2 separate regions of the Homo sapiens genome follow, and region 1 is linked to region 2. The links are chromatin loops, found by intact Hi-C in ENCODE. Cell type or tissue: PC-9. All regions are shown on one strand. Links, peaks and the distances in the headings refer to the core of each region. The heading gives the core; the rest is flanking DNA.

Evidence for each region. A loop is a pair of places that touch in the nucleus more often than their neighbours do. Peaks named below come from ENCODE experiments on the same cell type or tissue, not always from the same donor. Only the 100,000 strongest peaks of a DNase experiment are listed, where the experiment ranks them.
Region 1: a loop joins it to region 2, with 2.8 times the contacts of the local background. A loop is called at or near these places in 1 of 110 quality-filtered maps.

What each region holds. Positions count from the first base shown.
Region 1 is chr1:116,691,395-116,695,783 of GRCh38, forward strand. LINC02868 (long intergenic non-protein coding RNA 2868) reads left to right here and starts at 2,718. Exons shown (of 4, transcript NR_149353.1): 1 at 2,718-2,803; 2 at 3,365-3,461. In PC-9, for the core only: no CTCF peak of the experiment used is centred there; DNase peaks (open chromatin) are centred at 2,647 and 3,317; H3K27ac peaks cover 2,403 bases.
Region 2 is chr1:116,640,539-116,644,927 of GRCh38, forward strand. All of the region lies in intron 2 of IGSF3 (immunoglobulin superfamily member 3), which reads right to left. Among named protein-coding and RNA genes, the nearest start is that of IGSF3, 25 kb to the right of the region's middle. RefSeq lists enhancers at 1,661-2,346, 2,347-3,030. In PC-9, for the core only: CTCF peaks have their summits at 2,130 and 2,331; DNase peaks (open chromatin) are centred at 1,833, 2,253, 2,933 and 3,763; H3K4me3 peaks cover 1,119 bases; H3K27ac peaks cover 3,777 bases.

The sequences.
Region 1 (4,389 bases), core at 217-4,216, 51 kb after region 2:
ACTGACTGTTTGTTTCATCTGCCTGTTCATTATTTAAGGCAGTCTTCTCAAAGCTGAGTCCCTGTGGGCCCGGGGCCAGTTACCATTTCAGGGAGGCTAGTAGCAACTACCAATGAATTTTATTTATTCTGCTATCTGTATAATATTTGTGGCAGGCTGGTTAACAAAAATTTGTGGGCTGGTAAATTTTCAGGCTAATTTAACTGTAAGAGTGATTTGAAGGAGAAAGGTTAGAAGATGGTGACACTGAGTAAAGCCATTCAAGTTAAAATAAACAGAACAGAAGAGAAACGGGTGTTTTCAGACCACCCACATTCTCTCTTTTCTGCCTGCTCTCTCCATTGCCCACCCACCTAAACACTAGCCCTCTCAGAGTACACCTTTTCCTACCTGTGTGCTCAGTCTCTTCTCTCACCTGCCTACGGAGGTGTGCTTTCTTTTATGGGCAGGACACTGGGTTGCTCTACAGACTGCACCTCCCTAACAGGGTCCACTAGTGTAGGAGGAGTGCTAGGGTGGTAAACAGAATGTGGGCTCTGAATGATCTAGGTTCAAAGCCTGGCTCTGCCACTTTCTGGCTATGTGACCTTGGACAAGTTCCTTGACCCTTTGAAGCCTCCGTTTCCATATTATAAAATGGGATAACCATATTTACCTTGTGTGCATATTGTTAAGGATCTGAGGGCGCAGTGTCTGTGTAATCACTTAGCACAGTGCCTGGCCCATTGTAAAAAGTGGTCTTGCCTACTCTGCGATGTGGGATATTGTTGTTCCTGCTGCCTGAGAGACTCTTGGCTAGCTGGTCCTCCTGGGCGTCTCCTGCTTTTCATTCAAGACTCAGCTCAGACACAACCTCTTGTGAAACCAACTTAGCTACCCTCCTGCCTGTCCTCTTTCAAGCCATGTCCCTGCTGCTCTTCGCCGCTGCTGTGGCACCTCTGCATGCCTCTGTTGTAATGTGTCCATGCTAGATTGTCATTCTCTGTTGATAAGTCTTCCTCCCACTGGACTCTGAGCTTCTTCGGGGTTGGCAGCTTGCCTTTCTGATCTCTCCTCCTAGTGCAGTGCCCGCACACATAAGTTTTCAATGAAGTTTGTTGGGTGTATGAATGAAGTAAAGAAAAAACTAATTCATTAATTCATGTTTACCTACAGTATATCTGGTGGATAAAAGCCGTGGCTCTATTCTACAGGCCAGTGGCAGCCACCAGGACTAAGGGACAGTGTATGCCATAGTCTCTATCGTTCAAATGCCTTTGGCTGTAAGTAACAAAAGATGCAACTCACAATGGCTTAATAATAGGAAAATTTATTATGCTCCATAACAAGAAATCCAGAGGTATGCAAGCTCCAGAGATGGTTAATTTAGTTCTTCAGTAATGTCATAGAAGACCCAGTTTCTTCCAGCTCGCACCCTAGCTATCTTCATCGGGTTGCACTTTTCCTCACGGTAACTCTCCTCAGAGTGAGAAGTGAGGCACAGCTGTACTAAGCAGATCTAATCCAGATAATATGACAGTGCCTGCTTCTCTTTTTACAAAGGGGAAAACCTCTTTTAGAACCCCCGGCCCTACCTAGTAGACTTCTGCTCATGGTTTTGGTCAGAACTAAGTCATGGGTCCTTTTGAAAAATCAGTTATTAGCACAGGGAAAGAGGGAATACTATGAACAGCTTAGGGCAAACACGTGGTCATGAATAGGACATGTTGCCAAGCAGACTGAAGTTATGTTAGGAAGGGAGAAGCGCAGGGATACAGTTATATTGGATAAGCAGCCACACAGCTTGCTGCTGTGTGCATTTATTCATTTATTCATTCAACAGATATTATCTATCATATACCCAGCATTGTGCTGGAGGTTGTGGACAGTAGTGAACATGAGAGACAAGATCCCTCCCCTGCCAGACCTTCCCCTCACCCCCTGCCCTTTGAGATGGAGAGGGTGTCCAGGCCTCCCCCCTTCACCCTCTGAGGTGGGGAGGCGTCCAGGGCCTCGCATCTCAGCATGGGACTGATAGGCTTGCCCTGACCTCTCGCAGGCATGAACACTGCTGTCTGGGCCGTGGCACACATGGGCATTTGTGTGGGCACCAAAGTCTTCCTCATCTGCGAGGTAAGGCTGAGGTGAGCTCTGTGTATGTGGGGAGCAGGAGCCTCCTGGGGTGCAGGCTGGGGTCTGGTCTGTGTGGGTCACCCTGGGAGCCTTCAGATGACCCTGGTGGAGCTAAGGTTCCAGACGTTCCCGTAGGGAAAGAGACGGTGGCCATGTAAACAAATAAACAAGATCCTTGTAGAGTGCCGTAACTATCATAAGGAAATCAGCAGAGCAGTGGACAGAGTGTGAACAGGGCCTGCACTGGAGGCGGACATGGAAGGTCCTCTGAGAAGGTAACATTTGATGAAGTAGGGAGCAACAAGTCCAGTGCAGATCAAGAGAGAGGACTCCAAGCAGAGCCAACAGCAAGTGCAAAGGCCCTGAGGCAGGAATGAGGTGGCTGTGTGGCTGAAGCAAAGTCTGTGCCTAATGACTAATCAAAAGTTGCTTCTGGCACCCAGCCTGGCTCCTGCCCCAAGCTGAAAACAGATCACCAGCAACAACTCTAGCTTCCCAAGCCTCTCCTGCCTAGACATGCAGCTCCACCCAGGTCAGAGGTACAGCTGCAGGGACCACAAAACAATGGGCTTAGCTCTGTGAAGACAGGAAAAGCCACCATGGTTTTGACAAAGAACCCAGGAATGGCGTTAAAGACTTCTTTGGGCAGTGTCCAATTTATGGAGCAATTTTGTTGGCCACATCTACGGAGGTATAAAAAAGACAGACATAAGGCAAGGATGGAACTACTTTGTTTATGTGTGTTGATATCCCTTCCCCATGCTCCTGTACGCCTCATAGCTCCTGCAGCGTGGTGGGTGATCCCAGTGGCTCCTATTTCACCTGGAGGCAGGACAGTGCTGCTGCCATGTGTGGCAGCTCTGCCAGGGGCTGAGGAGGCAGAGACTGTAATTCTCAGTTTGGTGTAATAATCCCTACCACTTTTCTGCGGCTGAGTTTCTGGGTGGGCATAAGTTCACTGGCAGCCTGGGTCCCCAATCTTATTCCCCTCCAGGCCTGGTAGCTCTTCTTTCTTGCAGTGAAAACCTCTCCGAGGGTTTTAATGATCCTGTCCAGTTCTGGCCTGCCACACCCATCACAGCCTGGTCAGTCCAGAGAGCGCTGAGTCCTCCTGCTTCCTCTGTCAGCAGTGACATCAGGCATCCTCCCTAGGCTTCCTCTGGAAACTCATCCCTTTTTGTCCCTCTTCCAGGTAGCCTTTTCCCCAGAATGTTGTTACTGGATTCATTTGATATTTTGTTTTCCTTTGAAGCTTTTGTGAAACTTGCGTAGGCTCATGGAGTATCCAAATGAGGCAACATCACCATCAGTCCTCCTTCCCTGGCTCACTGCCTCAGGAAACCAACCTGGTAGGTATTTCTGAGACTCCCAGTTTCTATGGAAGTCCCTGGGGATTTCTCACTCAAATCTGCAAAGTGCTTAGTCTTCCTGGACTTTTGGCTCTAGGCAGTTTGCTTGGAAGTATTGAAGGAGAGTAGCTCCCTGACCCCCATGTGATAATATTACAGGGCCTCAGAGCAGGGTTGTTTGGCATTCTAGGGGCTGGGAGATTGGTGAGACACCCCAGATGTCTGCTTGACTTCAGGGTGGCTGATTAGGGTGGGCTGATTACAGTAGAGTCCACCACCCTACACTCGGAACCGCAGCTTCCTCTGAATTGCAACTGTGCTGCTGCCTGGGACAGATTCCTTTCTTTTTAAGGTTGAAATTTCTCTTAAGGAGTCCATATTTGGGTTTTGTCCCTAACCACCCCACCTCCCCAATTCCCTGTCCTAAGTTCTGCAGGCACCAGGGACCGCCATTGTGAACACAGGGGGGTTCTTTCCTGGAGCTCCAGAATCCAGGTAGACATCTGGGAAGTGATGGGAAAAGAGGTCATTCCATCATTTGGACAAATCTAAATCTAAATTTAGCCCCAGCCTGCTATAGAATATCAGCATGAAAGAAACTTTGGAGGCTATTAGGTCAACTGCTTCATTTTGCAGATGAGAAAACAGAGGCCCAGAGAGGTGAAGTGGTTGGACCAAGAACATGCACCTCATGGCAGAGCTAGACTGACCCTGTTTCCTGACTTTCAGTCTGGGTCTCCATTCAATGTGCCTTCTGCCCTTGTCCCTTTTGAATTTTATAAAAGGTCCTTTACATTCAAGAGCCTCTTCTTTCTGTTCCCCTGCCCACCCTCTACCTTGTAGAACTTCTGATAAGACACCTAGGCCATGAGTGGCATTCTTGGGCTGTCTTGAGTGTGAAGACACCTTTGTGGCTAGCCTCCTTGAG
Region 2 (4,389 bases), core at 69-4,068:
ACTGTATGCACCCTTTTGCATCTTTTTTTATTGACAAAACATTTTTGAGGGTAATCCTTGTTGACATATGTCACTCCAGGGCATTCATTTCAACTGCTTTATACCATGGTCCACTGTCTGAATAATCATTATCTATAGCACAATGTATTCATTTTCCTACTGATAAATTTTTAAGTGGTTTCCAACTTTTTATTGCAATAAATATTCTTGTAAATCTTCATCCAAGGGTATCTTCAACCACACTAGGCATTGCCCAAATTGCTCTGCAACATCAGTGCACCAATTTACATTGCCAAGATCAATGTTTAAGTGTTTCTATTCTTTGATGCCTTTGTCAACCTTGGTACTATTTGACTATTACACTTTTCACCAATCAGATATAAGGATGAAATGGTGCCTTCTTGGTATTCTGAAAATTAATTTTAAATGGGAAAATAAATTACTAGTAAGTGCAGCTTAATCAACAAGAGTTTTCATTAACACGTGGGAATACACCAGGTGTTCCTCGGATTTTCTTGAAAATTCTACAGGGAGGGTAGGGGAGTGATGGTACAGATAAGATTGGACATGAGCTGATAATTGTTGGAACTAGGTGGTGAGTGTATGGGGGTTAATTATCCTGTTCTCTCCACTTCGGTACATATTTGAAACTTTTCACAATAGAAAATTAAAAGAAGAACGGGGCGTGGTGGCTCACGCCTGTAATTCCAGCACTTTGGAAGGCCATGGCAGAGGATCACTTGAGGTCAGGAATTAAAGACCAGCTGGTCAACATGGGGAAAACCCACCTCTACTAAAAATACAAAAATTAGCCGGGTATGGTGGCGTGTACCTGTAATCCCAGCTACTGAGGAGGCTGAGGCATGAGAATCGCTTGGACCCAGGAGGCAGAGGTTGCAGTGAGCCAAGATTGTGCCACTGCACTCTAGCATGGGCAACAGGGCAAGACTCTGTCTCAAAAAAAAAAAAAAAAAAAAAAAAGAAGAAGAAAGAAAAGAAAAGAAAGAAAGAAAAAGAAAGAAGGAAAGAAAGAAAATTAAAAGAAGGAAATGCCATAAAGCATCAGGAGCAAAGAACATCCAAAGAAGAGCACTGATCACTGCAGCAGACAGCCGTTCAGAACAGGCAGAGAGCAGAGCTGGCAGGAAGAGAGAACAAAAGGAAGACCAGGAAGGGAAGCCAGGAAAAGAGATTTTGCACTGTGTTATTATTTCAATCAGAAGACTTAGGAACATTATTTAATTATCAAATTCGTGTGTCTGATGATCCTTTACAACACTGTAGCACCTAATAAAGTGTTATCAGATTTCTTTCTTTTTTTTTTTTTTGAGACTGGGTCTGATTCTGTAGCCCAGGCTGGAGTGCAGGGGTATAATAATAGCTCACTGCAGCTTCAAACTCCTGAGTTTTTTTGGTTTGTTTGTTTGTTTGTTTGGAGAGACAGTGTCTCGAACTCCTGGGCTCCAGTGATCCTCCCACCTCAGCCTCCCAAAGTGCTAGGATTACAAGCATGAGCCACTGTGCCCCAGCCCAACATCAGATTTCAAAAGTACTACTGATATTATTATCACCATTAAAAATCACTGAAGTTTTTGTCACCCAAAGTTTTACTTTGAAATATAGAACATTTCATTTTTTTCCCACACACCTCGCATCTGATTTTTGATTTTTAACATGTGCATGGATTACCTCTTATTAGAAAAAAAAACACGAAATTTTTTGGTAAAAGAATTATCCTTAAGTGGGTATTTTTTCCCTAAGTCTGAAATGACTTAGTAAGGATAAGAGGTCAAATCATATGCTTTGTAGTGAAACTGGAACTATGATGAATAACATTAGAATTCTGGATGCCTTCCAGCAGCTGGAACAGGGCAGACCTGAGGCGGGAGTCCCCACGCTTAGGGGAAGGGGCTCAGGCACTGGGAGTCGGTCAGGGCTCCCAGAATGTAAAAGATACACATGAAAGAAACAAACAGTGGGACTCGGGCCAGAGCAAAATTTGGCCTAGAACGGAGCTAAAAACTGTCATAGTGGTGGGAAGAAGCAGATTGGTTCAACAGGGTAACCAAATGTGAAAAAGAAAAGCCTCACAAGAATTAAAATTGATGGTTGGAACTGGGCGCTCCGAGGCTGTGGGCCGGTGTCCTGCCCTGAAGAGCTTGGCTGCCAGCAGGTGCAGCGCTGCCCTGGGATACCAGCTCCTGGGATGCGCTGTAGTATCATCAATCACCGCTGCTGCTCGCTGGGACTTGGAAGCACACAGTAGTAGCAGATGTCAGCAGGGGGCCACCAGGGCCACCTGCCAGTGAGCCCACTGCTTAGCTGAGTCATGGTCAGGTTTCTCTGCAGATTGTTGCCTGAAAATATTTCACCACCTGGAACCTCCCTGTCCCACCCATCTTCACTTGCAATACTCACTCCCCTCACCTCTGCCCCTAAAGCAATTATTCATTAACCACAGGGATCCACCATCCAGGAACAAAAGAGGCTGCAAAGCTCTATCTATGCCTGCACTTCTTGGTCCAAAAGGCGCAGGGGGATGGGGGAGAGGCACCAGGGTCATGGTGCAGGCTCCGCTGTTGAGTCTCATTCCCCAAACACAATGTGACAGGTATCAATAGTTCTGGAGTTGATCATTTCACAGAAAGGAAACTGCTATCAACCTGTCTGAGGCCACACAGCTAGTCCTGGATAAAGTGACTTAAAGAACCCAGGTCTCTGATTCCCAAATCAGTGCTCTTACCCCTCCCACGCCACCTCTCTCTTCTAAAGATCCACCCAACGGAACTGCCCCAGGGCTGGTATCCCAGCTACTTCTCCATTCATGCCGCAGGTCAATGATTCAGGGCGGACACTCCTCAAGTGACCTTCAGAGGCCCTGACTCACTCCTCCGACAGTCGTTTGTGTCTGGACTCCCAGCTGCTCCTCAGCAGCTCTGTCCTCCTTTGTACATTTATTACTGTCAGCCTGAGGCTAGCAGGAGGTCTCAATGCCTGGTGATCTGAGGCCAGCCTGTGGCCAGCCTGTCCCAGGCCCTCCCAGTCCCGTGAGGTCCTCCTGGGGATGCAGGCACAGCGACTGACAAGGATGAGGAGCAGAAGGGCAGGTGGCTTCCTGGGTGTGAGCTTGGCCTTCTGCCACGCCCATGCTCAGGTGTCTACGGGCACGTCTTGTGTTGTCACAGGTGTAGAAAGGGCTTTGACATGCGACAGATCCTCCGATCCCTGTGAAAGAGGGATCATTGTTTCTATTCTACAGTGAGGATGCTGAAGTCCAGAAAGGTCAGGTGACTGATGAAAGGTCATAAAATTAGCAGGAATCAGGGAAAGGGCAGGAAAGCAGAGCTTCCAGTTGCAAGGTCAGGACTCTTCAGCCCAGCAGGCGAGTTTGCCAGCCAGTCTATGCCCTGGTCTCTGCCCTCCCCAAACACGTGCACCAATTTGGAGGGGCTGCTCCCAGCACGCATGCTGCAAGATAAACTTCAGTGCTCAGCCCTCTCACTGTGACAATCCCTTAGAAAGGGGTCCCACGCTGTCCATCTGGGCCCCTACACCAAAGAACACCTAATTATCAGTGGTCCCCACTCAGGAAACGTGCCCACAAATAAAGACAAAAGTAAACCCAACTACACATTCCTCAAAATCCTCCTCTCCATTTCACAGAAACACCACAGCAGAGCAGAACTGCAACCTGATAGCATCCCTGTCTGGTTTTGGCTCTTTCAAAACATCAGGGACCTCACAGGAAAACAATGCAGAAAACTGCAGTCATTTGGCCGCTTGTTAAGGAGAGCCCTGAGCAGCAAGCTCCAGACGGGAGATGCGCCATATAACAGCAGCAGTTCCACACAGCCCTGCACAGCAGGAATTCAGCCTCTGGCAGCCGTGATGATGCTGAGGCAGTGTCCCCACTGCCCCAGTGGCTTCTGCATGCAGGTTCATTTGGGACAGGACACCTCTAACTCCATCTCTGGCCAGGAGCCAGCATAGTAGGTGCCGTGAAAGCCAGGAAGCGAACTGCACAGAATGGACTGTTCCAGTGTCCATGGGCTGCAAGTGGGTCCCACGTCACCCACAGGTGAATCTTAATTATGAACCAAGGTGACAGCAGAGAGGATGGGCAGCAAAGGAGGGTGTGTGTGGCGATCAGCCATCAGAGGAGGCGGCCCTGTGTGATGAAAGGACCTCCTCAGGAAACCTCCCCACCAGCAACTGGCTCCAAATGGTCAGACTTCCCAAGAAATTCCTGTGAAAAGGACAGGCTCAGGGCATGTGAATGTGATAGTCAGCAATTCCCACCTCAGCAGCCAGTGACACTACGATATAGGGAAAAGAACCTAGATTAGGCATCAAAAGTACCCGGTCCCCTTCATACATGGCTGGTGGGGA